Regions from separate parts of the Mus musculus genome. Here all the other regions are linked to region 1. The links are chromatin loops, found by intact Hi-C in ENCODE. Cell type or tissue: left cerebral cortex. All regions are shown on one strand. Region 1 overlaps Mtch2 (mitochondrial carrier 2). Region 2 overlaps Psmc3 (proteasome (prosome, macropain) 26S subunit, ATPase 3). Region 3 holds the start of Psmc3 (proteasome (prosome, macropain) 26S subunit, ATPase 3). Region 4 overlaps Ptpmt1 (protein tyrosine phosphatase, mitochondrial 1). Region 5 overlaps Celf1 (CUGBP, Elav-like family member 1). Region 6 overlaps Spi1 (spleen focus forming virus (SFFV) proviral integration oncogene).

Evidence for each region. A loop is a pair of places that touch in the nucleus more often than their neighbours do. Peaks named below come from ENCODE experiments on the same cell type or tissue, not always from the same donor. Only the 100,000 strongest peaks of a DNase experiment are listed, where the experiment ranks them.
Region 2: a loop joins it to region 1, with 7 times the contacts of the local background. A loop is called at or near these places in 20 of 42 quality-filtered maps.
Region 3: a loop joins it to region 1, with 4 times the contacts of the local background. A loop is called at or near these places in 20 of 42 quality-filtered maps.
Region 4: a loop joins it to region 1, with 2.2 times the contacts of the local background. A loop is called at or near these places in 8 of 42 quality-filtered maps.
Region 5: a loop joins it to region 1, with 2.0 times the contacts of the local background. A loop is called at or near these places in 3 of 42 quality-filtered maps.
Region 6: it touches region 1 in a loop (10-fold over the local background); 11 of 42 quality-filtered maps call a loop at or near these places.

What each region holds. Positions count from the first base shown.
Region 1 is chr2:90,863,866-90,868,865 of GRCm38, forward strand. Mtch2 (mitochondrial carrier 2) reads left to right here. Exons shown (of 13, transcript NM_019758.3): 13 at 1,319-2,945. The coding sequence ends at 1,405. Among named protein-coding and RNA genes, the nearest start is that of Mtch2, 19 kb to the left of the region's middle. In left cerebral cortex, CTCF peaks have their summits at 2,852 (motif pointing right) and 4,205 (motif pointing left); DNase peaks (open chromatin) are centred at 2,523 and 2,866; H3K27ac peaks cover 1,617 bases.
Region 2 is chr2:91,059,159-91,064,158 of GRCm38, forward strand. It overlaps Psmc3 (proteasome (prosome, macropain) 26S subunit, ATPase 3), which reads left to right. Exons shown (of 12, transcript NM_008948.2): 12 at 96-280. The coding sequence ends at 206. It overlaps Slc39a13 (solute carrier family 39 (metal ion transporter), member 13), which reads right to left. Exons shown (of 10, transcript NM_026721.3): 7 at 4,498-4,548; 8 at 4,162-4,294; 9 at 3,906-4,005; 10 at 2,623-3,820. The coding sequence ends at 3,745. Among named protein-coding and RNA genes, the nearest start is that of Psmc3, 7.6 kb to the left of the region's middle. In left cerebral cortex, a CTCF peak has its summit at 2,131 (motif pointing left); DNase peaks (open chromatin) are centred at 1,686, 2,074, 3,616 and 4,855; H3K27ac peaks cover 1,609 bases.
Region 3 is chr2:91,050,949-91,055,948 of GRCm38, forward strand. Psmc3 (proteasome (prosome, macropain) 26S subunit, ATPase 3) reads left to right here and starts at 3,068. Exons shown (of 12, transcript NM_008948.2): 1 at 3,068-3,383; 2 at 3,627-3,710; 3 at 4,031-4,156; 4 at 4,510-4,614; 5 at 4,700-4,762; 6 at 4,957-5,000. The coding sequence starts at 3,300. It also overlaps Gm13778. In left cerebral cortex, CTCF peaks have their summits at 2,030 (motif pointing left) and 2,236; a DNase peak (open chromatin) is centred at 3,064; H3K4me3 peaks cover 1,734 bases; H3K27ac peaks cover 1,207 bases.
Region 4 is chr2:90,912,116-90,917,115 of GRCm38, forward strand. Ptpmt1 (protein tyrosine phosphatase, mitochondrial 1) reads right to left here. Exons shown (of 5, transcript NM_025576.2): 4 at 1,869-2,060. Among named protein-coding and RNA genes, the nearest start is that of Ptpmt1, 3.4 kb to the right of the region's middle. In left cerebral cortex, a CTCF peak has its summit at 2,744 (motif pointing left); DNase peaks (open chromatin) are centred at 1,826, 3,585 and 4,660; H3K4me3 peaks cover 1,136 bases; H3K27ac peaks cover 2,408 bases.
Region 5 is chr2:91,016,354-91,021,353 of GRCm38, forward strand. It overlaps Celf1 (CUGBP, Elav-like family member 1), which reads left to right. Exons shown (of 14, transcript NM_198683.2): 14 at 213-3,144. Among named protein-coding and RNA genes, the nearest start is that of Gm13777, 12 kb to the right of the region's middle. In left cerebral cortex, a CTCF peak has its summit at 2,265; a DNase peak (open chromatin) is centred at 2,239; H3K27ac peaks cover 2,158 bases.
Region 6 is chr2:91,098,474-91,103,473 of GRCm38, forward strand. Spi1 (spleen focus forming virus (SFFV) proviral integration oncogene) reads left to right here. Exons shown (of 5, transcript NM_011355.2): 2 at 957-1,053. Among named protein-coding and RNA genes, the nearest start is that of Spi1, 4.3 kb to the left of the region's middle. In left cerebral cortex, a CTCF peak has its summit at 3,124 (motif pointing left); DNase peaks (open chromatin) are centred at 3,117 and 4,901; H3K27ac peaks cover 200 bases.

The sequences.
Region 1 (5,000 bases):
GGAATTGAACCCAGGACCTCACACAGGCTGAGCACATGCTCTGCACTGAGCTCCGCCCAGCAGACTTGTCTTTCTGTAACTCCTGAGAACCTCTTATGTACTTCTTTCCTCACAGTTAGATGTGAAGACTGAAAATAAGACATTACTTTATTTACCTGACAAAAGTTTGTCAAAGTGATACCTACAGAACTAGCTGTTGCTTCCTATTTTGTTAGTGGATGAGTTTGTCAAAACTATAGTTTATGGTTACTGCTGGGAATTATATCATTGACCAAATATTTTTGATCAATCTAGACGAAGTTTTATTAGGCACTAATATAATGGATAGACTAACTCTAGCATGGGGTCACATAAATTGGCCATCAGTTTACAGATGGGTTTGAGTGGCAATCACTTTTAAAGGATTGCAGAGAAAGGATATAAAGAAGCTCTTTGTTGCATTACTTCACAGAACCCAAGATATAGATGAGAAAGGCTTTGTTCACAGAACTCAGGCTCTCCCAGACTAGACTCTGAATGAAAAGGCCCAGTTGTTACTATGGTTACATTTGCTCACTGTTTATGCTAGCTGAATCCAAGCTAGAATCTTTGAGTTCAGTGCCATTGATGTTGTGGGTTTCCTTCTGAGTTTTACTAACCCTTTCTTGTTTTAATTTGATTTGTTGTTTTTATTATTTTGTTTTGTTTTTGTTTCCTGGAGTGCTAAGGATCAAACCCAGAGCCTTCCAAATAAAAAGCAAGAGCTCTGCCACAATGCTACCTTTCCATAACTGTTTTTCAATTTCTTTTTGTGGTGTTGGTCACTGAGCCCAGGGTCTTGCACATGTATGGGAAACCCTTCACCACTGAGCTGCACCCCCAGCTCTTCTCCAGACCAGATTTTAACTGTTTTTATAGGACAGTTTCCTACTGCGGTTCCCATTCCCATTCCCAAGCAATGCCCTGTTGTAGGAGGAAAGAACATAGAAAACGGGTTGAGGTGCCAGACAGACCTCATCTGGGAAATCATTGATCCTGTACATGCTTAGAGAATCTGTGCTATATCAGATAAAGCTAAGCATTTTCTACAACATTCTCAGACTAGCCTGTGAAGATCTGTGTTATTCATATGTTATTCAAACAACAGTGTTTCATATATGAAAAAGACTGGTATAAGAGGTACTTAATGAAAATGCTATGACACGGCTTTACTGGGTCCAGTCTTGACGTACTCATTTCAGTTACATCTCCTAGAAACCTGTCCAGTTCTGTGTGCTGGTTTAGATTTGCCGTGTTCATCTTCATGCTAGACTTTATTTCTATTTCTTTTCTTTTCCAGGGAAATATGAGCCGAGGAAACAGCTTGTTTTTCCGGAAGGTTCCTTGTGGGAAGACTTACTGTTATGACCTAAGAATGTTAATCTGAAGATGTGGGGCAGGGACAGTGACATTTCTATAGTCCCAATGCACAGAATTATGGGAGAGAATGTTGATTTCTATACAGTGTGGCACGCTTTTTTAATAATCATTTAATCTTGGGAAAATGGAGGTGATTGGTGTCTGCCTTTTTTGTTCTTTGTCCTAGCACAACATCTTTTACCACTGGGGTTCCCCATTAGTTATTTGAAGTGAGACATTTATTTCTCCAAATTCTTGTTTTAAACAGAAAACAGACACATTTCCCTAAAGGAACAAGCAGGTTTTCATGTAGATTTGAGTCTCAGGTTAGGGCTTTGTCAAATGAAGAATAGAACCCCAATAAGAAGCAGCTAATTCTATAAGTTGATAAAATTAAGAAAGCATACCATGTGGGAGTTTATGAATGACCTGAGTAGACAGATGCTAGAAAGTCAGCAGCAACCACTAGTCTACCTCCCACCATGCTTCCAAGCAGCCGACCCATCTTACCTTTCAGTGCTGCTGAGTTACTGTAGATTTCTGCCTTCTGTTCCTACAGAAGGGAAAGGCATCACCACCACCAAGAAGAAGGTCAGGTACAGAGGCTTAAGGAAGCTTTGGGAAGGAAGGGAGTATGATGGCCTTTCACTCCAAAGAAGCTCCTAGCCTCGTGTAGCACGAGAAGCAAGCACTGCAGCACACACAGCAGCACCCCGAGTGCTCAGTGCCCACAGCCTCCAAGGTCTGGCCTCACCGCGGCTCCCATTGCCTATAAGCTTCTGCTCCTAAGCGTTTGTTTCCTTCTTGTTACTGCAGAAGGTGAGTAGTTTGGGTCTTATTTCTGATGACACCCTTGAAAGTGTAACTCCTTATCTGATGACGTGGACCAAAGTCCACATGGTTCTTAGGATATTGTCCAGCTCAAATGTCAGACCCTCAGTTAGGCATGTAAAAAACACTTAATGAAGGCAAAATCACTTTAGAAGGAAAATTTTCAACTCAAGCATTGAGCTCCTTCCTATTCACTCAGGCCTTTCAATGGCAGTTAAAATGCTCATAAGATGAGAAAGCCCTGTGGTGTCGATTCCTGATACTTTGCCAAATGAGTAAGCACTGACTTTGCTGCTTTTAGACTTCTGTCAATGCAGCAGAGGCCATGATGTTAGGTAGTGTGAGCGCGCAGGGTCTTCTCCCACTCAGGGTTAGGGATGCGACCAGAAGCTCATGAGTAGCTTAGTTTGAAATGTCTTTGATGTCAAAAGTACTTTGTCTCAAAAGTAATGTAAATTTTATATTCTATTCATTATTATCTGCATCTGTTTTAATATAAAATGTGTTTTGCATTACCTACTCTTTTCTCCCAGAAAAAAAGTCAAGTAAAGATGATGTAGGAAAATGCACCATGCTTAGCCTGCTGCTTCTGTACACATATACGCTCCCCGGTTCTGAGCACCGCTGGCTGTGAGAACCTGTCCACCACCAGAGGGCAGCAGAACTTTGGTTGTGCCTGTGCATCTGGCCTGCTGAATGGTCTAGGATTGCTCAGTGAAAATTAAAAGTCTTATTTCTAGAGGTGTGACTTAGTGGTAGAGCACTTACCTAACAGAAGCTGGTAACTGGGTTCTAACTGCAGATCAGAAAAAATGGGGGCAGTGATACAAACTCAAAACCAGGGGGATACAGGCAGGAAGGTCAGGAGTTCACAGATCATCCATGACATAGCAAGTTTGAAGCTAACTTAGATTACATAAAGATGCTATATCAAAAAGCAGATACTAGCTGAGTGTGGTGGCACATGCCTTTAATCCCAGCACTTGGAAGGAAGAGGCAGGCAGATTTACATAGTGAGCTATAGACCAACTAAAGTTACATATTGAGAACCTGTCTCAGAAATGAGTCCTGTTCCTGTCTATAATCCTGACAGTTTAGGAGGTTGAAGCATAGAGGATCACAGCCTGAGGTCAGTCTGAGTTATGTAGACTCTGTCTCAAACAGTCACAATGCCTCATGGCTGAAATGCCAGCACCAAAGAAGGCTAAGAGGAGAATTGCAGTTGAGTTCTTGGTCTCTAGCACTTTCTCTAGATTGTTTTACTGGTCTGCAGTGTTCTGTTGTGAGATAAGCTCTCAAAATAATAGCTTAGTTGTCTTTGACTTTCTGATATTCCCAAGGGTTGGAATCAGCCTGGCCACAGCTGGTTTTAAAATGACCTAGCTTAGTTTAGCTGAGGCAGGGTCTTTCTGTGTGGCCCATGCTGGCCTCAGCCTCCATTTGCTGGGATTATAGTTTGACAGTGCTCAGCTCCCTATTGGGCTTTCTAGAAGAACTAGCTGGAGTGGGCTGGGTGGGGCAACACCAACAGTTAAGAAGGCTCACAGTTGCAGGGGACCTGAGTTCCCTTTGCCAGCACTCAGACTAGGTGGCTCAAAGCTCTCTTAACTCCAGTCCAGAGCCTCTGCCCTCAAACTTAAGACATCATCCCCCTCTGCCTCTAGAATGTTGGAATTAGTGGTGTTTGCCACCTGGCCCATTTCTTTATTTCTTTTTTTAAAGACTATATTTCTAGGGGAGATAAGAACTTGACCTTCCATTAGTTGTGCTTACATGAGTTTTGAGAAATCTTAAGGGCCTAGTAGTGTGTGTGTGTGTGTGTGTGTGTGTGTGTGTGTGTGTGTGTGTGTGTGTTTGTATGTGTGTGTTAAAAGTCTGCTCACGGGCTGGAGAGATGGCTCAGTGGTTAAGAGCATCGACTGCTCTTCCGAAGGTCTTGAGTTCAAATCCCAGCAACCACATGGTGGCTCACAACCATCCATAATTAGATCTGACGCCCTCTTCTGGTGCGTCTGAAGACAGCTACAGTGTACTTAGATATAATAATAAATAAATCTTAAAAAAAACAAGTCTGCTCACACTAACCTAGCCTACCACTGTCTCACGGCCATGTCTCAGAAGTGACAGGGTCCAAAATCACTTGTCTACAACCATTTAAGTACGATTTGTATTAAAACATCTGCTCTGGAACAAACTTGCCACAACCCTGAAGAACATCTTCAAATAGATCCTGATAGTTACAGGGAAATCCGGGCAGAGGACAGACTTGGAGGACAGCAAGACAAAGCAGTTATATAAGAGCAGGGTCGTGAGGGTACAAACTGACACTAAGCCTCCAACTCTCCAATTGAAACTATGTGGCACCAACCTCTACCTCAGAAAGGCAGCCAAAAGAGTTCCCTAGAAAAGCCAGGTTTCCATGGCAAATGTCAGGTACTGCATCTGCTTCCGAGGAGCAGGAAGTGCCAAAGGTTAGGTAAGGACAAGACCCAGCATTGCACATTCTCTATCCAGTCTGGGACCCTGCCTTCCTGGTGGCAGAAGGACTGATGAGAATGTCTTTTGGCTAAAAACAAAGGAGAGGGGTGAGAATGGGAGCAGCCATGCATTGTCCTGCTCACTTGCCCCTGGAATTCAATACCAGCCTACCCCTCTGCACAGCAGAGGACAGAAGTCCTGTGGTAAATATTCTTGTCTTCCATGGTGTTTCCTGTCCACTGAGAGATGCACAAATGATAAGATCATGAAAAGTCTAGTAGGGAATAAAGATGGCTCATCAGGTAAAGACATCT
Region 2 (5,000 bases), 200 kb after region 1:
GGAAGCCTTGCTCTTTCCCTGGGTAGGTCAGGGACCCACACTTAGGAAGTTGGAAGTGCAGGGAGGCATTCTGGGTCTTCTCTGTCCGGCTGCAGGGTATGATCGCATTGCGCAGGGGAGCCACGGAACTCACTCATGAGGACTACATGGAGGGCATCCTGGAGGTTCAGGCCAAGAAGAAAGCCAACCTACAATACTATGCCTAGGGGACACCTCTAGTCTGTCCGCTGGTCTGAGGGCTAAAGTTGATAATAAAAGGTGTTTTCTGTTCTTCGCCACAGTCTTTCTCAGCCTCTGTGGACTCTGGGTGGGAGTGGAATGTATGGAGAAGGCCTTTTGCTCAGAAGCTACAGCCTCAAAAATTCTATAGATGGCCATGGGACCCAAACCAGCTGTCTGGGTGAGGCCCCATGGCAGGAGGTGCAAGCACAGCTGTTGCCTGAGTCCTCCCCAGTGCCCCCTCCCCCAGCCTCTTTATGTCATCTTTCCACTGTTCATTGCCATCACTCTGACCTTAAGAGTCCAGAAGGAAGAGGCCACCTTGCATATTTGGTATTCTAGTTCTTGTCTTGTAAAACCAACATTTAGGGTTTTAGTTGTTAAAATAATCCCCTAGTGTCCAGACTTTTGGGCCACATATTTTTCCATGACTTTATTAGCTCTTTCTCATTTTTTCTGGTTCACGAACTAACCTTTAGCAAGATCCACGCTGTTTTCTCACCAACTGAGTTCTGCCGTCTGCCCTGCTCCGTATGAAGCCCCACAGCCTTCAGTCTGCTGTGGTCTTGCCAGCCCTATTCTTGCTGCCCCAAGTGCTGAGGTTACAGGCATGTCCCACCATTCCCAGTTTTATGTGGCACTGGAATGGAACCTAGGATTTAGTATTTGTTAGGTACGAACTCTGCCAACTATAAGATACATTCCCCAGCCCCTAAATAGGTCTTAATGCATAACTTTTATCAGGATAGCGACTAGAGAGTCCGTGTATTTACCTGGATCCTGAGAACTCAGGTTATGCTGTGAGTGTGTCTATCGATAGCTCCATCTCCCTGGCCTGGGTGTCCTCATTTTACAGGTGCGATTGGGCAGCTGCGCTGAAAGTGCACTGTTGTGAGGGCACAGCAGGGATTCAAACCCATCAGTCACTTTTTTTTTTTTTTTTTTGACAAGGTCTTACAGGTAGTCTTGCTAGCCTGGAACTTTATGTAGACAAGGTTGGCCTGTGGCCCCTGAGATTAGTTTCAAGAGTGCTGGAATTTAAGCTGTGTGCCACCTTGTCTGGCCCATCATTCAACTTTCCAGCCAGCTGTTTTACCAGTGGCTTTGGCAACCTTTGAAAGGCCTTTCAAAGTTGTTAATCCTCAAAAAATTTCCACTTTATTGCCCAAAAGAGGCAAAAAAAAAAAAAAAGCACTGCTCCTTTCTTCTTCCCCTCCCCTTTCCCGAGCGGACATGACTACTGCAAGCTACAGGCATACCTCTGCAGGCCACCTTGCTCGCTCTCTAGCTTTCCCCTACCCATGTGCTGCCTGTCGATTATGGTGTGGCTCCATCTTGCTCCAGGCGCTCAGCAGCTAAAGTGTGATTTTTGTTCTCTGGCCTACATGTAGGTGTCCTGTCTTCCTAACCAGATGGGATTTACTCTTGGCCATGAAACAAGCGAGTGTAGGCACCACCCTCACCTTCCCTTCTCCCTCACAGCATCGCAGGATCCTCTTCTCTATCCCTTGAGGCTGAGTAAAGTGGTGGACAGGGACAGGGGTGGCCTGTGCTTATCAGCCTCCTGCAGGGCTCATGTGACAGGCAGGCAGCGGCAGCCCTCATTGAGCACCTGCTGACAGTAAAGACAGCTGGGCTTGGACCTTTTAGGCTTTGGTCCCTTATCTTAGGTCAGCTTAGGTGGAAGATCTCCCTCTTGACTATCTCCCTCTTGACTGTTGTGCTGATGGGACACTGGCAGCTGAGCATTCCCAGTTAAGGGCGTGGCAGATTCTGTTTCCCACCTACTTACTCTGGGCTCATCTGTGCACCACACAGATGGTTTGTCCCAACCAGTGAGCTGCTGAAGGCTGTTTATTGGTTGGGAAAAGTGGAGGATTCTCCTTCAGCTACCGATGGAGATGCAGTGCCCCCTGCTGTGTGAGGATAATGGTGCAGTCAGAGGAAGGGAGCTTGGTAAAGACCCTCTTCTCCAGCCCATGTTAGGGAAATGGGTGGTGTGGGGAGGCTCAAGTGAGACAGGGTCTTAAGTAGCGAAGGCTGGCCTTTTAACTCCAGATTCCTCTGCTGTCTCCATTCCTGGTTGCTGATATTACAGTCTGACACCACACCTAGCTTTCTTAAATGAACTACAATCTCACTGAAGTAAAAGGAGATGACTTTGTAGCTCTAAGTCCCCAGGTGAGAACTGTTAAAGGGGAACAGGGAAATAAATACCTTGGCTTTTTACATCCATAAGATCACCAATGGTGAGGAAGGCTCAAATTGGTGCTCAAGCATTACTGGGATAAAAAGCCAACAATGAAACATGGCAGGAAAATAGGAAACCATTTGAGATGCACAGCAAGTGTAACAGACCTGTCAAGAGCACTTAGGAAGAGCTGTTTGACAGCCCTAGTATGTGGAAGAGGCAGCCGGTCTAAGTAATTTATTTATATCTACAGAACAAGTATTTACAGATAAAGATGAGCCACAGCATAACTGCTGTGGATCAGTCAGACTCTTCAGTGGCCACATCTCTAACATCCACAGTTGAGCAGCAGGGCTGGAGTCTGGCTGTAGATTGGGCCAGCTGAGTACCTGGGTGTCAGCCAAGGGAAATAGTTGGGGATTATGGCTTCAGCATTCTTCCAGTTCACATTCCTGAGCACTGACAATGTGGAGCCCTCACCACCCCCATCTTACTCTTAACCCAAAGGACAAGGGCCCCTGAGCTGGAGAGGGCAGCAAGGCTCACTGTCTCTGCCTGGGGCATGCATGCCTGCTGGACCCTGTGCTGGCAGGAGCATCCCGGAGAGCTGTGCTGAGAGACGGCTAGCCTGGACTACTTGCTGACTTGCAGGCTGCTGTTTGGCAGCTGGAGGTGGTGAGAGCTGCCCGTGTGGCCAGGGAATATTTGTTGGGGAAACGTGCTAGCCAGGCTGGCTGCCCCTAGAGAGAGGTCTTGGAGCAGCTGCCTGCTCAGCGTTGGGGAGGGGTAGGACATCAGTGCTGAGTCGGGGCTGGGGCTACACAGCACCCACCTCCCATTTCTTTGGCTGTAGAGGGGGTAAGTAGGAAGGGTAAGGAAAATGGACAGCAGGGAAAAGCTGTGTTGCCTCTGCCTCTACAGTGCTTGGGGCCTAGATGTGTAAGCAGAGGGTTTGTTTTTTTCTTTTCTCTCTTGGGCTAGAGCCCCAAGGAGGAACAACTTTGGGCTCTGTCCCTCTCTTTGGGCTGTAGCCCTGGGCTCCTTGGGCTGGTTTCTTTGTCAATGAGAAGTGAGGCCTGTGCTGGCACCGGTGCTGTCATTCCTTGCTGCTAGGTGACAGTGGGGTGTCTGGGCAGGTGCTACGTTGGGCTCTGGGCTCTGCACCCAGGGGTCACAGTGTCGGTCTCTCTCCCACTCTGGCTGCGTGTGCACACCACACACCCTCTGTGCAGTGAGAGGCTCCTCTCTAGCATTCACCCTCTGCCTCTCACACTTGGTCACAGAACAGACTGGAGTCTCATTGCTCGCTGTGCAGAGTGGGCTGTGAGCAGTGGTTATTCAACAAACAATGAAAGCAGCACCATCACCAGAACACCGGAGCAGAGCAGCAGCACCTGTTGCAGGGAGTGCCTGTTGGGAGAGGGGAGACTTAGGCCAGGCTGCCAGAGGCAGCAGCTCCTCCTGGGCCCAGCGATCATCCCAGTAGGTTGCTCACCACGGGTCGTCTTCTTCCAAGAGGTCAGGTAACACATTCACCAGGGCGATATAGAGAAAGCCTCCCGAGGTGAAGGGCAGGATCCAGACCACCGTCTCCTCTGTAGGGGAGGGCCAGCTGGGAGTGAGCTCCGGCACTGTATGTATCCCCACCCTCCTACCCGGGACACCAGGCAGACACTACCCCAATAGCAGCAGGGCAAAGGAGCCTTTTGGCTGGTGTACCTCTTGAACACCACTGTCTACCACTCTCGTACCTACTCCTTTGGGGGACTGTGTACAGATGGCAAAGCAGGCCCCCAGAAGGCCTCCCAGGGCTGTAGAAAACTGTAGCTTAGCTGCCGTCCATCGGTCAAAGCCAGCCCGGAGCAGGATAGCAAAGTCACCCACCTGAGGAAAGGGTCAGATGTTCAACCAAGAACCAGATCACAGGAACACCCACCCTCCTGTCTCCCCTCACCCGGGCCAGTATCTAATGAAGCCGAGCCCCCCTCCTCCTCTAGACCACCTCAGTGGGCAAGGCCCACCCCAAATCCCCAAACAGGTCGCACACCCATGTTGAGCATGGGAACCTTGGGGATCTGGGCACTTACCTCATGGGGGATCTCATGCAGGAGGATGGCCATGGTGGTCAGAAGCCCGATCTGCAGAGATTTGAGTCTGAGTCTGTGGGGCCTTTACTGGGTTACTAGGCTTCCCCATACCCAGTCCCTCAGAAACATGGATTCTGCTTTTAGTCTGCAAGTTTGGGCAGGATACTGTAGCCATAGGAAAGACAGCAGTGACTAAAGCTTGCTTCTCAGACTTAATAAGGTAATATGATGTCATCTACAGATGTGCTGGGCTGCATTCACAGCACACCGGGACACGTGCGACCCCAAGCTGCGGGTTGGACATGCTTGGTAAGTCAGGATTACAAAACACAAACACCTCCACGGTTCCACATTGAGCAGGGCTGTGACAGAGTATGGATGGGTGCCCAACTGGAGGGTGCGAGCAGCAGATACCTCCTGAAGTGCATTTAAACTGAGGCCAGAGGGATGAGGAGTCAGCTGCTCCAAGAGTGGGAGGAAGAACATTCCGGGCAGAGGGCACA
Region 3 (5,000 bases), 190 kb after region 1:
TGTGATCAGCGTGAGGAGACCGGAGCTGCCAAAGGACACTTGACTATCCTCTCCATCCCTGGTCCCTTCCCCAGGAGCTTAGGGTCAGATGGAGCTACCCAGCCATTTCCGATGCCCTCCTGGCTCCAGCTTGTACCGGCACCAGAGTGTTGACTGCAGGGCCTCCTTCATCCCTTGATCTGGGCTTTTTCTTCCCTTTCAAGGCCCCGATGGGCCTGATGTCCCAAGCTGCTTTCTTTCTTCTTGAGGCCAGGCTCAGAATCTCAGCTTCCTGCTGGGATGGTTCCCTGGTGAGTCCTAATTTCCCTCAGCACTGCAATGTTCTCAAACCATCTGTCTTTCCCATCTTTCCCCAACCACCACTACTCTTTTACTCTCAAGAGAACTGATCGGTCCCGTCATTCTTCATAATGAGAAACCCAAACAGGCTGAGATCTTCCATCCTTTCCCACCTCCTGTCCTGTATTCCCTGTGTGTGTGTGTGTGTGTGTGTGTGTGTGTGTGTGTGTGTGTGTGTGATATGAGCATGGCTAGGATAGAGGTCTAAATAGTATCTTCTTGCTTTTTGCTTCCTCTCACCCCCTGAGACAGGGTCTTTTACTGATTCTGGTGCCTTGTTTGGGCTAGACTGTATTGCACAAAAAGATCACCTTAAAACTCTCCCTGTCTTTGTCCAATAAAAGGCTCTTTCTCTAACATCAATAAACTGTATACAATAAGAACAATTATGAAAGCTATCAGGTAAGAATTACATTCATGCTGGGCAGTGGTGGCTCATGCCTTTAATCCCAGCACTTGGGAGGAAGAGGCAGGTGGATTTCGAGGCCAGCCTAGTCTACAGAGTGAGCTCCAGGACAGCCAGGGCTACAAAGAGAAACCCTGTCTGGAAAAACCAAAAAAACAAAAACAAAAATTACATTCATAATGTCCAGTCCATTTATATTTGGCAAACTTGAAGAAAGTAACCTTTCTTTATCTTATCTTGTTGAGTACAAAGTTCTGTACCTAATTCACTTTTATCATAACTTGCATGTATTAACCTAAAAACATCTTCTTAGACCTAAAAGCATTTTCTTAAACCGTTCACAACTTAAGCTTAATGTGAGACTGCAACTATGTAGTCTTCAATCCCATCAGAGACCCGAGAAAACAGGAAGTGCTGAGCAAGCAGCTTCCAAGACTACAGCAATGACAGAGACCGCTGGCTGCTGGCTGCTGGCTGCCTTGTTTTCACCCAAGGTTCCTCTGCAGTGGTGGGGTATCTATCTTCAGCCTACAGGCCACAATGTCTGACACACTTTTTTGTTTGTTTGTTTGTTTGTTTTTTGAGACAGGGTTTTCTGTATAGCCCTGGCTGTCCTGGATCTGACACACTTTTTTGTGAAGTGGGAATTATGAAGGACTGGCCTACCTTGTCTTGGAAACATTTGGCAGTTGACTTCCTCTGTGTCCCACTGTCCATGGTTTAGACAGCATGTTGTCAGCAATTGAAGCAAGGACAGTCTTTTGCCAGGTGGCTAGCTTTGCCACATATGAATCAAACTCCATATGGAGGGTCTTCAATGCCCATTATCTTTTTGAAATAATATTTAGGTAATGCCAGGAGCTGATGCATCTCAATTTCACAAAAAAAGCCTTGTTATTAAGACATCTTAAATGCCATATTCTATAGATCTCTGAAGTGTTTGAAGACCATCTATCGACATAGACTATGTTGAATAGGCAAGCATTGCTTGTTTATAGCTATTTACAACCTGTGTAACTTTGAAAACATCTTTAGACTAAATAAAGCTTATTTCTGTAATTAACTAAACTAGTATCTAACATGACCATAAATGTCATTATTTATGGGTAACTAATTACTAACTTGCCTTTCAGATTATCCTAAACAGTTTGTAATAGCAGCTTTCAGGGACTAGAACTTGGGCTGCAGAGATGGCTCAGTAGGTAAGACTGCTCTTCTGAAAGTCCCAAGCAACCACATGGTGACTCACAACCACCCATAATGAGATCTGACACCCTCTTCTGGTTCATTTGAAGATCGCTACAGTGTACTTATTTATAATAATAAATAAATCTGCCAGTCAGTGGTGGCCTTTAATTTCAGAACTTGAGAGGCAGAGGCAGAGGCAGAGGCAGGTGAATTTCTGAATTCAAGCCAGCCTCGTCTATAGAGTGAGTTCCAGGACAGCCAGGGCTACACAGAGAAACCCTGTCTCGAAAAATCAAAATAAATAAATAAAATTTTTTAAAGGACTAGAACTTTACAGCACATGAGTTGTGTAGATATAATACTTTAAACAAGAGTAGAAACATATATACAGTACATTGTAACAAAAATAACTTCCCTATGTGGACAGTTAGATCTGCATTAATATTAGTAGAAGCAATGGTTTATCTGGGTTTTGTTAGGCTATTTTTGTTTAAGACTCACAGTGTGACCAGAATAGCTAGAAATACACTATGTAGCACAGGGTGGCCTTAATATGCAGCAATCCTTCTGCTTCATCTTTGCAGTGGCTCAGTGTCTGTGATGACAGGCATGTGCCATCAAACCTAGCAGTTTCTTTTCAACCTTTCTCTTTCTTTCTTTCTCTTTCTTTCTCTCTCTCTCTCTCTCTCTCTCTCTCTCTCTCTCTCTCTCTCTCTCTCTCTCTCTCTCTCTCTCTCTCTCTCTCTCTCTCTCTCTCTCTCTCCCTCTCCCCCCCCCCTCTTCCTCCCTCCCTTTTGTTTTTGGTTTTTGAGACAAGAGTTTCTTTGTGTAGCCTTAGCTCTCCTGGACTCACTCTAGACCAGGCTAACCTTAAACTCAGAGATCCGCCTACCTCTGCCTCCAGAGTTCTGGGACTAAAGGCATGCGCCACCACACTGGACATTTTGCAAATCCGTGAATTCCAAGTTTACCTGGGTTCTTAGATTGCACCGGCACCTGTGCAAACTCCTTTTCAGTTATCCGCCAGGCTAAAAACTGCATTTCCCGAAAGACTCCGCGGCTTTCTCCTGCCTCCCGCCTCTTCCGGTTGTGCAGCAAGCCCCGCCCCGCCTGTACGCCGGCCAATAGCAGCCCAGCCCTCGCTCCCGCACAAACCGGAGCAACCGGCGAGCCACGGGGCGGGCCCTGTAGCCTCGGTTTGGTTCGTGGAGTCCCAGCGGCAGATTCGCTCGGAGACGCGGACAGAACCCGTTCTGTCGCGTCAGGAATCGCGGGTGAAGTTCTCCACGGGTGGAGAGAAGACGTTGAGAAAGGCTGCGCTGGGCTCCCTCAGGGGCTCGTGCGCACTCCCAGTTTCGGCCTCTTCATGCAGGAAATGAATCTGCTGCCGACGCCCGAGAGTCCAGTGACTCGGCAGGAGAAGATGGCGACCGTGTGGGATGAAGCTGAGGTGAGTGTTGGGAGACCTGAGGGGCGTCCCAAAGTTTGGGCTATAAGGTTAGACGTTCTTGGAGGCCGGGAAAGGAGGTGGCTGGAAGGCCAGGTCCGGTCTGGACTGGTTGCAGAGCTTCTTGGGTTGTCCCGACTTCATCCTGCTGTTGGGTTAAGGAAGCAGGCGCTGAGGGGGCTGTGGGACCGTGGGATGGCAGCTCTGAGTTACAGTAAATAAGTACTTCTTCTCTTATTTGAACAGCAAGATGGCATTGGGGAGGAGGTGCTCAAGATGTCCACGGAAGAGATTGTCCAGCGCACACGGCTGTTAGACAGCGAGATCAAGGTGGGCTCCTGGCTCCGGTGCAGGCAGCGGAGTTCTCAGATCTCCATTTTACAGATGAGGAACCCGAGGCTCAGAGAGGGATGAATTCACACTCAAACCCATGGAAAATACCTAGCCCTGTCCCACAGCCGCTTTGTCAGGAGGTTTTCCCACTGGCCTCTTGTCCTGACCTCTGCAGTTTGGACATGTACAGGCTGGGCCTTCAGAAAGCCTGAGATCTGGTTGGATGGGTCTCCCGGGTAACCTGGACCTCATCTATTAGAGGGCTGTAATGAATGCAGGCTGAATCAGGGTTGAACATTGGTTTTCTCTTATCCCAGATCATGAAGAGTGAAGTATTGCGAGTCACCCATGAACTCCAAGCCATGAAAGACAAAATCAAAGAGAACAGTGAGAAAATCAAAGTGAACAAAACCCTGCCGTACCTTGTCTCCAATGTCATCGAGGTGTGTGTCTGTGTGTGGGAAGAGGAGGAGGCAGGAGGCTTGGAGACATCTAGGGATGGGGCCCATAGGGTAGAGTGTAAAAAGCAATGTTTAAGTCTGCAAAGACCTTAGAAGTGTCACAGATTTCTGCCATTTTCTTCTTTTGTTCCTTCTTGGGGCAGATGAACTTTGCAAACAGAAGCAGCACCTCAACAAAGGTGTTGTCAACCCCCTAACACATCATCTATGTTTATTAAGCTTAAGGCTAGACTGAGGAGGGAAGGAAGGCCTGTGGCCTTGTGGGTTTAGGGAACTGTTTGAGCACACACAGTAGTGGATTTTGGGAAGGGAACTGAGCCTATTTTCTTTCTTAGTTGCTGGACGTTGACCCCAATGACCAGGAGGAGGATGGTGCCAACATTGACCTGGACTCTCAGAGGAAGGGCAAGTGTGCGGTGATCAAAACTTCTACCCGACAGGTAAGGTTGGCTCAGTCACAGTTGGGCAGGGGGCAGCATGGGGGAGTTTCCGTGTAGCTACGACTGCCTGTAACTCTTCCTACAGACATACTTCCTGCCAGTGATTGGGTTGGTGGATGCAGAAAAGCTGAAGCCAGGAGACCTGGTGGTGAGTGATACCTGCGCACGGGCAGGGATTCTCCAGTAAGCTGCCTTGCCACTGCTGCAGCGACTCTGTCTGCAGCCTCTTTGATTCTTGCAATTTGCCAGTGCTGTAGCTCTCTGTTTAGACTACAAATCACTGTCCTCTGGAGCATTAGACAGAACCGGGATAAACACAAAAGCTCCATGCTCTGTTCTCAGGGTGTGAACAAAGACTCCTATCTGATCCTGGAGACCCTGCCCAC
Region 4 (5,000 bases), 48 kb after region 1:
ATATATACATATATATGCATATATACATACACATACATATATATACATATATATACACATACATACACACACACATATATGTATATATACATACACACATACATATATATATACACATGCATACACACACACATATATATACATACATACATGATATATATATATATATGAAGTTCCTATTTCTAGAAGTAGGCATAGCACAGTGGTTAAATGCTTGCCAGGCTTGAATGAAGCTTACGGGTTCAAGTCCTGGCACCAAATACACTGGGTGCCTAGATACATGACTGTTAACTTGAGAGGGGAGGCAGGAGGATCAGAAGTTTAAGGTCATGCTCACTGACGTAACTGACTTTGAGGACAGCCTATAATACAGGAGACTTTGACACAAAATACACAAAAACTTCTATGGGCCTCTGGCAGCCCTTTTCCTGAAATTCATCACCATAGCTAGGAAAATGAGTACTTTTTAAATTTAGGAGTGTTGCCTTTATGTTTCAAGGATGCACATGGATTTAGAACTCATCAGAATTAAACAACCCTAGCCTGCTGGGTCAAATCTCATTTAGACCAAAGTACTCTCCTGAGATTACTGCAGCATATTTTTTTCTTCATGGTATTTTTTGAGACACAGTCTCACTATATCTACCTGGTTGACCTGAAACTCATGCTATGCAGAGCAGGTGGCTGTAAAGTCAAAGAGGTCCTTTGTTTTCACTTCCAAAATGCCAGGGGTTACAGCTGCACACCACCACACCCAGCTTCCAGCAAAGTCTCTATAATAGCATTGGTATAGCTCAGTCACACACAGTCCATATTAACAGGGCTAGGCCAGTTCTTATATTTCCTTAAATTACCTATTTGACTGAAAAATATTATGCAAGAACCAGACTAATGGCCAAAAATGAGTCACCTGGAAAGGGAAAGATATCAGGTAATGATAATGGACGATAACACATTTGTGTTTAAATATTTTTAAAACATTCCACTTGTCAATCAATACTTTTCCCTCCCATTTCAGGGAATAAAGTTGGGGCTTCATATATGTTAGGCAGGCACTCTACCACTGAGCAAAGTCCCCAGCCATATACACATAAAATAAGAAAATATGGTAAAACAACAAAAACTCATGTCAGAGCTTTATCCTGAAATGCCATAAAGCCAGCAGTGATCAGCACTACAACACTAAGTGTTCCGACCTGCTGTTCTGGCCCTTGAGCTCCATAGTCCGGTATCTGAGCATGTCCTGGAACCTCATCCTCCCACCTCCATCTCACATGTGCAGGTCCTCACACTCAGTTTGAGTCTCATGCACTCTAGGCAAGCACTCTACTATTGAATTAGCCCCTGCCATGCTATTTAAACTGGGCCAGGTGTGGTGGTGCACTCCTGTGATCCCAGCACTCAGGAGGCAGAGGCAGGAGGACTGCTGCAAGCCTCAATTATATAGCCCAGTCTCTATAATGAATTCCAGGCTATTCAGGGCTATATAACAATATACTATCTCAAACAAACAAAAAATAAGGCTCTTCCAGTCTTCTGCTGGGTTTAACAATCAAACTCCTTTTTTTTTTCTTTAAGACCTGTGCAGGCAAGCACTTTGACATACCTTCTCATTTAAGTTTCCTGTCACATTTAAGCTAAAGAAACAGCATCAGAGAGGAGAATCCACATTTATCTATCCTGACTGGTAAGGGCAGGACCAGAGAAGCTGGCCTGTGCACAAAGCATGGCTGTTTGGCATGATGCCATATTTCCTTCTGACAGCCTAGAAGTGGGTAATGGCTCACTCCAGCAAGGCCTGTCAGTACACAATGCTACTGAACATCTGGAAAGCTGTACCAAGGCTACTCCAGCGCTACTTTTCCTACCTGAATCAGATAGGCTGCCACCATTGTGGCACTTCTGGATCGACCAGCCTTACAATGCACATAGACACACTGGCCCAGTGCCTGGTACTTGAGAGCAAACTGGACTCCTTTGTGGAGATTGGCCAAGGTTGGGACCCCAGTCATGTCGACTGTGCTGAGCCGTAGCTGCTCAACTCCTGCTTTCTTCCATTCCTAGAACCAGAACAAAAAGGAAAGGAAAATCAAAGAAGCTTGAGGTAAATGGTTTGAAGAGGAGGTCCCAAGCAGCAAAACAGCCAGCAAATGCCAGGGTTTACTATAAGGTAACTCTTTCCAAAGACAGAAATGCTATTGAAAGCTCACCTTCCACTAAGCAGACATGCTGCTATTAGAACTATGTTCAAATATTCTTGAAATGCTTGGATCTTTAGTTCTTTTATTAGCTCTATAAAATCTACTGTGGGTCTAGAGAGACAGTTCAGTAGCTAAGAGCACTTACTGCTCCTGGAGGAGAGTTCAGTTTCTAGCACCCCCATTGGGAGGCTTATAACCACTAAGCACCTACCAACATAGTCGGGTGGGGGAGAACACTAACCCCAGCTCCCAGTTTGTGGGGAGGCAAACGTATAGGATATCTATGAATTTGAGTCTACATAATAAGTTCCAGGCCAACCAGAGCTACATAGTGAGACTGTCTCAACAAACCAAAAAACACCACCACAACAACAAAAAAAAAGTTTAAAAAAATTCAGCTGCGGGCTAGAAAGATGGCTCAGTGGTTAAGAGCACTGACTGCTCTGCCAGAGGTCCTGAGTTCAAATCCCAGCAACCACGTGGTGGCTCACAACTATCCATAATGAGATCTGATGCCCTCTTCTGGTGCATCTGAAGACAGCTACAGTGTACTTAGATATAATAATAAATAAATCTTTTTAAAAAAATTCAGCTGCAAAAGTTACGGGGCTGAAGGATGTAGGTCAGTGGTGTAGTGCCTGCCAAGTTAGCTCCTGAGATTTCCCCCACTTAAAATAACGTTAGGAAGCATGTTTTTGCCTTAGTTAGGGCCTATGCAGTGATCCAGCTGTAGGCAAGGATCACTAGTAAAATATATATTCTACCATTAGTGCATAAATATTTTTTCCACTTTTTGAGAGGTACATAGTAAAAAAAAGGGGGTTATTTTTAAGTTAAAACAACATACTTTAGACAAGAGTGGGGGCTCATGCCTAAAGTTCCAAGGCTAGGATGCTGTGAGTAGAGTTCAAGAATAGTCTACCCTATAGAATAAGACTTCCTTCACTCCTTAAAAAAAAAAACAAAGTAAAATGAAAAGCCTACCTGGTTTTGTGTAACATTATTTAAGAAACTAGAGAAATGAAATAAAGCCTTTTGTTATATTAGACAACAGTGTTTTTGCTTTAAGACTTCAAATACACTCTAGCTGCTTTTACTAGCTTCTTTGTTGTTGTTGGTTTTTAAATAAGGTTTCATGTAAGCAAGGATGACCTCAATTCTCACTGTGTAGCCAAGGATGCCTGTGAGCTGATGTTCCTGCCCCTACTTCCCAGGTGCTGAAGGTACAGGTGTGGGCCTCCATGTTCCTTGCTATTTTAGCAAGTCCCTGCAACTTAATGACTGCAAGAAGGCTGGTTTAATCCCACCAATCAAATCAGCAGAACCTGAAGGCATATTTTTGCTTGTATATCAACTGAACCAGAACCACTTTCAGAGTTGTTAAATATGCAGCTAAATCCTGTAAATATGCAGAATATATCAGGGTTGAGGGGGTGGAAGTGAGGGTGGCTGGAGGCAGGAACTTGCTACTTTAGCAAGGCTGCCAGAAGGTCCTTAGGCATCCTGGAGATTTGGAGATTTCTTTGCTCTAGGCTAGTGCCATCTTACAAAGGCAGCAACTCACATGTCAAGCGTTGTCTGTGGCTTTGGTGGCCTCTCCGTTTATACAGTTGATCACATTAGTGAGTATTAACTCTGACAGCTAATGACCCCCTTGAGACCTGTGACAATATTTTGGGAAATTCCGGGGACAGTCATGTTCTTTTGTTCTTTTTCTATAAAGGGCCCTATATACCCCAGGCTAGCCTCGAACTCGTGTGTGGCTCAGGATGAGCTTGGATGCCTGATCCTCTTGCTTCTGGGGTGTTGGGATGTCGGCCCTGTGCCACTACCATGCCTTGTTTGCCTTCTGCACTGAGCTTTGTGTATCCCAGGCAAGCAGTTTATCAACTGAAATCCATCCCCAGCCCACTCTGCAGATTCTCAATGATAACTATTAACATAGCATATATAATAAGGGGTGCTCTTCTTTTATAATTTTCTTTGGAGCAGGGGTTTCAAGACAGAATTTCATTATGTAGCTCTGGCTAACCTTGAATTTACTTTGTAGATCAGGCTGGCCTCAAACTCACAGAGATCTGCCTTCCTCTGTCTCCAGAGAGCTGGATTAAAAGTGTGCACCACTATGCCTGGCAGGAAGAGGGTACCCTTTTCTTATCTGTGATTTTGTTTTTAGACACAGGCTCATGTAGCCCAGGCTGGCCTCCACCTCACCACACACTGTGGCTGGTCTCAAGTTCTTGATCTTCCCACCTTCACTCACAAAGTGCTAACATAACAGGTATGAGCCACACTCTTAAAGAAATGCTTTTCTTACAGTTGGCCTTCGTCTCCAAAGCTACAATAACTAATTCAAACCTGATGCTAAAATATGTGTTGAAATGAATGAAATCAGCAAGGCACATTGTATTAGTCAGGGTTCTCTCGCTCCACTCCCTGAGCCAAGCATATTCAAACCACCACACACAAGTCACAATTTTAGTTACTGAGGTTAGTGACCAAAATCACAAATACAAAATGGGTGTATTAGCACATGCCTGTAATCTCAGTACTTGGAAAGTGGAGGCAGGAGAATCGGATCAGGACTTAAGACCCCTGTCTCAAAATAAACAAACAAAGGAAAAGTAGCATATACATGTACAATTCTGTGCATGAAGAACTGTACCCCCCGTCCCCATTTTGAAGCAGGACTTCCTTGTCCTGTGTCCTGACTGACCCAGAGCTCACTACATACAATACACCAAGCTGGCCTGGAACAACTTCTTGCCTTAAGGGGGCTGAAATTCCAGGAGTGAGCCA
Region 5 (5,000 bases), 150 kb after region 1:
GTTCTCTTGGTGTCCTTCATGTCCTTTTGAACTTTCCCCTGTGTCCATTGTTAGCATGTGCAAAAGTTCTTGTCATTTCCCACCCCTGCCCTTCCCCGTCTCCTCATTTCAGGGCTGCATACAGTGAGTGTCCTGTTCTCTCTCTCTGTTTGGATGTATTGCTCTGTGTAACTCAGTGGATCTCCCTCTTTCTGGTTTGTTTTTTTTTCTAGATTCCTGCCGTTTGTTCATCGTTGTGCCTAAAGCATGTCGATGTGGCGTCAAGTACATCGTCCAAATCCCTGTCTCTTCAGCTTCTCTGATGCTTGAACTCTCACCTTTGACCTTGTGTTGACCTTTGATGCTGATGTGTATTTTATTATGTTTGTTTCTTTCTTTGTTTTTTCTTTTTTCTTTCTTTTTTTTTTTTCCCTTTTGTGCTGCCAAATTGGTTTTGCTAGAACGACTGCTGAAGGGAAAATATTTAAACTTGCATTTGAATATAAAAAAAAATCTATTTTTCTAGAACTTCATAAGATAACCACTTGATTTTGTGATTCCAATTCTTTGTAACTGTCTCAGAGCAGCCCTACTAGCACATGCCGTGTGGTGTTTGTATCCTTGTGAACACACAGCCAGTCCGCTTCCAGGCTTTGTTCCTCTGTGTGCTTAGTTTTAAAGACAACTTTGAAATAAACAATGAAATAAAAGATGTCACTAAAATCTTTGAGGCTCCTGAACACATTTTGCTGACATAGTTTTGGGGCTTGAGGAGACCGCATGTTGTTATTAATTTTTGTTTTTCTGAGTTCTCAACTGCAGAAAAATGTCTGAAATACACCCTTACCCCCATTCCCTTTTCACTGAATGCTGAGGTTTGGGCCCCAGCTAGCCTTTTTTCTTTTCCTTTTGTGGTTCTTCCTGAAGCAGCCCTGCAGGGAAGCCCTAGGGTCCCTCTTCCCCTCCCCTCCCCTCGGCTCAGCCAGCTCACACCCGTGCTTCTTCCTACAGTCTCCACAGCAAAATGTGATGCTTTCAACTTTTTTGGGTTTTGTATTCTTTTGCCTTTTTGTTTTGAATTTTTCCTTTCCTACTAAGATTATGCCCAGAAAAAACAAGTTGTGCATGTTTCCTGCTGTTTCTTCACACCTTCGTATGTATCACCTTCACCTCTCTGTTTTCTATAGTTTGTGCAAAAACTGACTGATTTAAAGGGGTTTCAAAGAAGATGTTTTAAATTGTTATGGGGTTGATTTTTTTTCTCAAGATTGTATCGTTTTATTTTGAAGTGGCAACTTTCTCCTCTATTGCCCTTAGAGTGTTTGCCTGTGCACTTAGACTGTCACTCTTTGTGGTGGCCTCCAGGTCTCAGTGGGGGATCCAGGAGGCTGGCTGCTCTGCTCAGGGAGTACAGGGGGCCAGAGGCAGAAGCAGAACCAAAGGTGGCTGTGGGTAGGCAGGATGCTTAGGGCATCAAGGCTAGATCACGGAGGGAGGGAGGGCAGGCGGGCAGTACTTCTGATTACCCAGAGGAGGCCATCGGTGCACTGAGTGGCAATATACCTGCCTGCCTGCGCTTTCCCTAGGTGACAAGCACAATAAATACTACAGTCTTCACACTGTTTACAGCTCTGGGCACCAACCACCCCGCACTGGCTCTTCACTATGGCTCTGCTCTTACTTAGCTAATAGAGTTGGGGTAAGGGCAAGAAACTGTTTTTAAATTGGGTGAAGAGCCAGATAGCTACTGTTCCCGGGTGCCAGGCCAGCCAGTTCTTTGGTTTCCTAAGGGAAACTTACCCTCTTCTCTTGTAGCACCATCCAGCCTCAGGGTCTTGGGGACTTGGAAGAATGTGAATAGAGGAGGAGAGGCTAGAGGAAATGAGTAGACAGGGATGGATCTGTGAAGAGCAGAGGCTGCAGGGAGGATTTTTGACAGATCCCACTGAGACTTAAGCACTGGTGGGAGGGAAAGTGGAAGCAAGGTTGTCCAGGAAAGGGTGGCAAGGTGCAGCAAAGGATGGGGGTGGGGAGAGAAGCACGGTCTGGCATCATCCACTCTCTGCCTGGTGTTGAAGGAACTCCAGCACAGTTTCTGCTCTGGGACCCCTACAGGTTGCCCAATATATTATGCTTGAGGCCACCTTACTAGGAAGAAATGGCAGCCAAGTGGGGGACTTAAGTATGCTGCTTAAGGTCCTGGAAGGGGTGGTAGGATGCCAGCGCCTAGCATGAGAGAGCCTGCTGTGTGCCCACAGTCTGACTGCACAGAGCGCCTCTGTCGGCAGGAGGTGCTGCGGTCCCCTTCCTGTGTACTGAGAAGCTGGGCTTGCCAATATAGTTTGCTTTCGATTCCAAGAGGAGCTCTGGGAAAACCTGTGGATAAAACCAAATGCCAAATGTTGGACATTGTTTCCTTTTCCTTTTCTCTCTGATTGTTTTAATTGTTCCGTAGTGGTTTTAATGGATTTGAGACCCTGGAGCGGCAGCTGCCTTTCTGATTTCCAGCTGCTTTTTGTGAATAATTTAAAAAGAAAAAAAAAAGAAACTTTACATTTTGGAGACAAACCTGTGTGAGTTTTTTATTGGTACAAACGTTGTATTTAACACTAGGGGTTTTGTACAGTTTTTTGCCTTTTCTACTAGAAAACAATGTAAAGTGATTTCACAATGTGAAGAGAAAAAAATTGCCACTATGACCAAACGCACAGTCTGTTCTGCAGCAACAACGGGATTCAATCAACTCAAAGTCGTGATTCAGCCGTAGAAATGCTTTTCTTGACCTTGTTTGAGCTTTCCTTTTTTCCTGTTTGATTTATAAAAGATGTCTTTTGTGTGTGAACTTGTGTTGTACTCTGTAGAAAATTATGGATTTTGCTTTAATGGTTTTTAAAAAAAAAAAAGGGCAAGAAGAGCCCGTGTCGCTTTTCTTACCTAATCACAGTTTGTGTAGTGGATTAAAAAAAGAAAAAGTTGTTAAAAGTTTGGAGCAAGGGAGTATGTGTTTAAAAGGACTCTCCTTCCTTTTTGTGTGTGTTTCCTTTTGTCCCAATGGGGAACCTAAATCTGTTTTAATTGCACAGACACACAGACAAAAAGTCATTTTGTATCTGCCAAGTGTGGTACCTTCCTTTGTTTATTTGCTATTAAACTGTTTGAGAAGAACTGTTTGTCTTCTGCGTTGTCAATTGCCCGGGAAAGGGGGGGAGGGGAGGGGATGGGATGGGATGGGATGGGATGGGATGGGATGGGATGGGATGGGATGGGATGGGATGGGATGGGATGTGGGTGACTTCCATGCTGACAGAACCTATTGATAATTCAGCTGAAGTCACACAGAGCTCCCGAAGGAAAAGACAGTTTCTCTCTGGAATGCTAGTTGTGTGACATGTCTGCATTCTACAAAGTAACCATAATATGGAAACACCTTGAAACACTTTGGTAGCTTTAATTTGTCCTCCCTCTTCCATTACAGCTGATGGCCTGTGTGAATCCTAGATCATGGCCTTCTCTTCAAGCCTTTAGTCTTCAGCCCCAAAAGTAGTTAGACCTTTAAGGTGCCTTAAGTTAATTCTTCAGGTATTCTAGATCATTCTCTAATGGAGCCTCCTGCCTAGGACTGCCTTTGAACTTCTGGGAGCTTGCAGTTCAGCTACTTGTGTCTAAAGAGGCAGAGACTCTGGCCGAGCAACAGCCCTGTCTCTGTCCAGTCCTTCACTACAGCTACCACCCTCCATGGAGACTCCTGGTACTGGGTGGTCCAGTCTTCACAGAGGTGAAGCCGCCTCTCTGGGCGCTAGAGCTGACTTGTGGGTGGAGCCCCTCTATTTGGGGTGGACCTGGTGGGTAGTGTAACTCAGGTATTTCCTGGACACTGTCCATTTGATAATCACATGAGGAATAACAGAGCTCTTGTCAACCACACTTGCCTTTAATTACTGTTTTTTAGGTCTCCATTTCTGCTCTTACCCCCTGCCCCCCCTCAAAACAGAATCCTGCCATGTAATCCCAGCTGACCTTACAGTCTCAGGAGCCTTTCTGCCTCAGCCTCCCTGATGCTGAAATGACTATCATGCACTTCCATGCCTGGTTTTAAGTGTGTTTAAAATCAGAAGTCTGGGACAGGGGATGTAGCTCAATGGTAGAATGCTTACTTGGGGTATGTGAGGCCCTGGGTTTGATCCCCAACACTGCAGAAATAGAAGCAGAACTTTATAGGAATCTGCAAATATTCACCCTAACTAATGTCCATTGGAATATTTGCTGCAGTAAATTGTTGTGGGAAACGTGAGGCTCGGTCTACATTCTGTCTTTACATCATTCCTAGACAGGACTGCTTGCCCACCTCCCCAGCTACATACTGACAAGTCAGTTGAACAGCAGCTGTGTTGCTGCTAGAATATGGGGGCACTCAGAATTAGATTGAACCGTCCAGATCCCAGGCCCTTGTCTCTTAACCACCGGAGACAAATGTCTCAAAAGCAGACACTAGTGTGTTCGTTACCCAGCTTTTCATAGGCAGTTGCAGTGACCCCAGGCTTCAGTGAGGAGAGACTCAGCAGGGCCTTGTGGCTCTCATACCGTGCACCTAATGCCCAGAGGTGACTGCTGATCACTACTGCTCCTGCAGAAGTGCCACCACCTGTGGGAGCCAAGGCTCCTCTGCAGCATTTCTCTGTAATTCCGCTATCCAGTCTTGTTTAATGTTTATTTTTGAGACAGAGTCTCTCACTACATAGCCCTAGCCGGCATAGAACTCATGTAGATCAAGTTGACTTTCAACTCAAAGTGCCGAGGTTTAAGGTGTGAGCTACCTCATCTGCCCTTAATGTTTTTTATTTATGTATATTCATATAAAATGTGCTGTCTTAACTGTCCTTATACAAATAGTAGCACTTACGTACAATCAGTGTTTGTGCCACCATTGCACTTAAATGACTTTGGTTGGTTGGTTTGTTTTTCGAGACAGGGTTTCTCTGTGTAGCTCTGGCTGTCCTGGAACTCACTTTGTAGACCAGGCT
Region 6 (5,000 bases), 230 kb after region 1:
GAGGCAGAGGAGAAAGAAGATGGGGAAAGAAGGGAAGAAAGACAAAGGAAGGAGAGGAGGACAAAGAGGAGGGAAGAGAGAAATTAATGGTGGCAGGGAGTCTCCCATCAAAAGGACAGTGGAGGGAGGAGGCAAAAGGGACAGTTCCTTGATCCCCAAAATCTGCCTGGGTGACCTTCGTACAAACAAATAATCAACATGACAGTCATCATGTCGGACTGTGCCTTCTTGAGACTAGATGGACAGCGGCTAACAGGAGGGGAGGAGTCAGGGTCAGGCGGTAACAGAGGGCCCCAAGGTAGCACTGGAGAGTGGGACCTGGTTGGTTCTGAAAGGCATGTGAATGTACTGATGGCTGGGACTCGATGTGAGCCTGTGTGTGTCAATATATATGTGTGTGCCTGCAGGGGGTGAGAGAACAGTGGGTGTCTGTGAGTGTGAGCAGATGTATAGGCCTGTGTGAGACGGGGGGGGGGGGGGCTCACGAGAGGGTGAGGATGCCTGTGTGTGAGACCGAGACAGGAACCCAAGAGTGAGTGTGTGGACATGTGAGAGTGAGTCTCCACGGCTTTGGGTATAAGTGTGTCACAGGGAGTGTTTGTACGTGTGGGGGAAGATGAGTTGGTGGGAACGGGAGAGGGCAACAGGCCCCCATGGTCATAGGTGTGTGTGGAACGGTGCAGTGGATAATAAGAGAAGTGAGGAAGGGGCTGTATGCACCCTCTCTTTAGCCCTGGATCTGCTGACCTCTGACCTCTCTACCTCATTGTTAGCACGCTGTCCTGAACTTCCCGCACCGCCTTACCCACTGTGTCCCTGAATGCTCTGGATTCGAAGCAAAGGCTGGGCAGCTCCCAGGTGCCCCAGTCAGGGAAGGTCACAGGCCTCAAACTTAGCTTTAAACCTCACTGGAATATCTTCAACAGCTCAGGCTCGACACCTTTCTCTCTCGGCAGCCATCGGATGACTTGGTTACTTACGATTCAGAGCTATACCAACGTCCAATGCATGACTACTACTCCTTCGTGGGCAGCGATGGAGAAAGCCATAGCGGTGAGTACCTGGTCCTCCACCCCTCATCCCAGCATGCCCTGGGGCTGGAGAGAGGAAAAGACTCCTGAAGTTACTTGGAATTCTGAGAGTAAGATGCAGGCAGCAACTTCATCCCTGTATCCCACAATGTCAGCCCTATCTCTGATCCCTGAGCATCTTCTTGTGCCAAGGGCAAATTTAGTTTCTTTCTCATTTATCTTGTCTGGTCCTTGGGGACTTTAAAAAAAATAGATTTATTTTCATACAAAATATTCTTATTGTGGGTCGCCCTTCCCCAACTCATTCCAGATTCTCTCCACCATCCAAATCCACACCTTCACTTTCTCTCTGATTAGGAAACAAATAGACACTTAAAAATAACATAAGATAAAATAAAAACAAACCAGAATAAAAATAAAAAACAAACAGACAGACAGAAAAAAAAAAGAGCCAAAAGAAAAAGTGCAAGAAACACATATAAGCCTGGTCTACAGAGTGAGTTCCAGGACAGCCAGGGCTACACAGAGAAACCCTGTAATCCTCTCTCGGGGGGAAAAAAGAAAGAAAAGAAAGAAGTGAGAGAGAGACAGAGAGAGAGAGAGACAGAGAGAGGGGGGAAGAAGGAAGAGAGAGAGAGAGAGGAAAGAAGGAAGAGAGAGGAAAGAAGGGAGAGAGAGAGAGAGAGAGAGAGAGAGAACACATTCACACACAGAGAGAGAAGTCCCATAAAAATTTAAAACCAGAAGACCATAAGGTTTGATTTTTAAAAGTGCCCAAAGTATTGTGAGACAAAACCAAAAACAAGACAAAACTCCAAAACCACACTGAGTTCATCAGTGTTGCGTTCTGCTTGGCCCTCCACCCAGGGAGCGCGGAGCTCGACCTGCCCTTAAATGTGGTTTGTACACCTGCTGAGACTCCACGGAAGAAAACTAATCTTTTCTCTGTGGGTGCTTATCACTGGAGAGAGAGTCTGGGTTAGCGAAGGGGAGCGTAGTCCACTTTCCATCTCAGCACTGGGTGGAACCCCATCTGGCTTGGGCCTGGGCAGCCTGGGGTCTTTTTAATAAACGAGGACAGGTGGGGAGCTGAGTGACTTGATTAGGCCAGTGACCTCTGGTCCACGTGACCTGTCCTGTGCCTGTGCTCTTTCCTAACCACTCATTCTAGCGCGTTCTCTCTTTTCTTGCTATTCCCCTTTATCCAAAACCCCCTTTGGAAAACCTCCCTTCCTTACTGTGTGGCTAACAGCCTTTCTCTATTGCACTACTGAGATTTGGGACTTGGTAATTCTGTTGGCAAAAGGCTTAGCAACTTTAAAACAAACAAACAAACAACTTTTAGTAGATGCCAGAGGGTCTCCAGTCTTGGTCAAGGGAAAGCCTCCGAGTGTCCCTTGTTCAGCATACACCAAGCCCTCCACCCCAGGTCTGATGGAGATAGTGAAGAGGCCTGGCCCCAACTGTCCACCCAAAACCCAGCCTTGTTCTCTAGAAAGTTAAGGGGAGAGGGAAGAGACACTTAGTGCCTGGGGAAGGTCGCCTGAAACAAACCAGGAAGCACAGCCACCTTGTTCCAGACCGGGATGGGGGATTCTCCGTAATTCGTGAATCTGGAGGTTCAAGGTCAAAAATGCTCAGCACCTCAGCCACACCTGACAGCCACACCCAGGACTGTCACTTGTGATGCCACACAGTTAAGGCTTTTTCATTTGGAAGCCAAACCTTGAGAGCACCTTCACCTGGCACTCAGCATGAAGTCCTCTGGAAGTGTGTCCTGCCAGGAGGGTCCACCTCAGGGGCACAGGGTCCTTTCAGGACCACCCCCACCCCACCCCCACCCCCAGTGCTAGGAAAGCTTCCAAATGCCTTCTTTTGTTCTTCTTAGACATGTTCAAAGTGTACAAGAAACACACCCTCCCTGGGTGAAGTTCAGATAACATACGTTATCTCCGCCTGCGTTATACTTATTTTCCCCCACACAGATTAAGAACCAGGTCTGAGTGACTGACACCATAGCCACCCACCCTTCCAGCAGAGTTGGAGGACTGACCGAAATCTCCCTGAGTTTGAGGAGGGCTCCCCCTGGTGGCTCAGGTCTCACAAGCAAAGCAGGGCTTGGAGCCTCTTTCTCAGTCCCGGTTGCTTTCTCTTTGGCCTAGTCTACGTTTAGATAGAGGCATTTCCTTCAAGAGTTTGGCCTCCTCACTTTTACCTTTATGCAGTTGCCCGAATATCTAGATATCAGATGTGGGAGTGTGGCTGAAGATGGAGCCAGCACTTCATAGAAGCTGGGTTTCCCTGGCTCAGAGTTCCAAGGAGTTCTTTGTATCTGGAGCAGGGCTATAGAAATGGCTCTATACTTAAGGCGAAAGCCCAGAATTCCTTCAGAGACTCTTCCAGGGTCTCTGGGTGCCCTGTCCACCCCCACCTCTGCAGTCATTAGCCATCTGAGTATCGGTGCTGTCCCGGATCCCTACTGGAACATTCTATTAGAAGACTCAAGAAAAGTTTTCTGCCTTTCCCATCCTTCTGCTGATTGCTGCCTGTCCTTTGTGTCCACACTGTAAGAAAGCGATACTTAGTGGAATAATTTCTTCATTGACTTCAGCAGTTGCCAGCCTTGGGGCAAGCAACAGAGCCTCTCTGAGTGCCCCTACCTCATCTGGGAAACTGAGATCATGGAAGCATCTCGCAGAATTATAACAGGTTGATGAGGTGACATGTGTCCTCTGTGAGGCTGTGTGTACCATGCTAAGTACGGGACCGGGTGAGGGCTCAGTATGTGTTGTTAGCATTGCTGTACCCAAGAGAGCAAGCGAGCAGCGAGGGCAGTGGTTCTCAACCTTCCCAGTACTATGACTCTTTCATACACCTCCTCATGTTGTGGTGACACACAATTATTTTTTTGTTTCTTCATAACTGTGATTTTGCTACTGTTATGAATCCTAATGTAAATATCTGATATGGAGGATATCTGATATGCAAACCCCAAAGGAGTCACGGCCTGGGTGATAGCCATCCATCTCTATCCATCCACTCACCTATACATCCACCCATCCATCCACCCACCTATTCATCTATCCATCCATCCATCCACCAATCCATCATCCATCCATCTACCCACCCACCTATCCATCTATCCATCCATCCATCCATCACCCATCCATCTACCCATCTTTCTATCCACTCACCTACCCACCTATCCATCTATCCATCCTCTATGCATTTACCCTTCTACCTATCTACCCACTCATCTACTCACTCTCTCATCTACCCATACCCATCCTTCCACTCATTTTACACCTCCCCTCCTCTACTCATGGGTGTGTGGAAGCTCTGTTCACATGATGTTCAGGGAAGCCTTTGAGAGGGTAATGGCTAAGCTGAAATCTTCCTGAAGAGAAAGGACCATACATGTGAGGTGGATGGGGACAGGGAGCAGCAAAAACAAGAGCAGGAAGCCAGACACATGGCTACAGATCATCATCAGGAGACAACATGAAACCAAAGTGGCCATCAAAAGGCAGATCAAAAAAGGTTTGAGGGCCATGGAGGAGTATATGTTGTATCCTGTGTCTTTGCCAGGACAGCCCTCTGCTACTAAGCTGTAATTAATCTTACTGGAGAGTTTTGGACAAGGAAATTACATGATCTGAATAGCCTTATGTTTGGTGAAAATTTAAATATGCTTTCTATTTTTATATTCTCTCTCGCTCTCTCTCTCTGTATGTGGGGTGTGTGTGTGTGTGTGTGTGTGTGTGTGGTGTGCACGTAGTAAGAGAACAACTTGTGGAAGCCATCTTGCCAGCCTGAAATACATTTTTAAATGTTTAATTTAAAACTATCAAAATGGCAAACGCTCAGGTGCTGGAGAGAGCCGTGCAGATAAGAGCACCAGCTGATCCTGCCGAGGACTCAGCGGGGCTCCCACCACCTCTATGGTGGCTCACAGCTGTCTGTAACTCA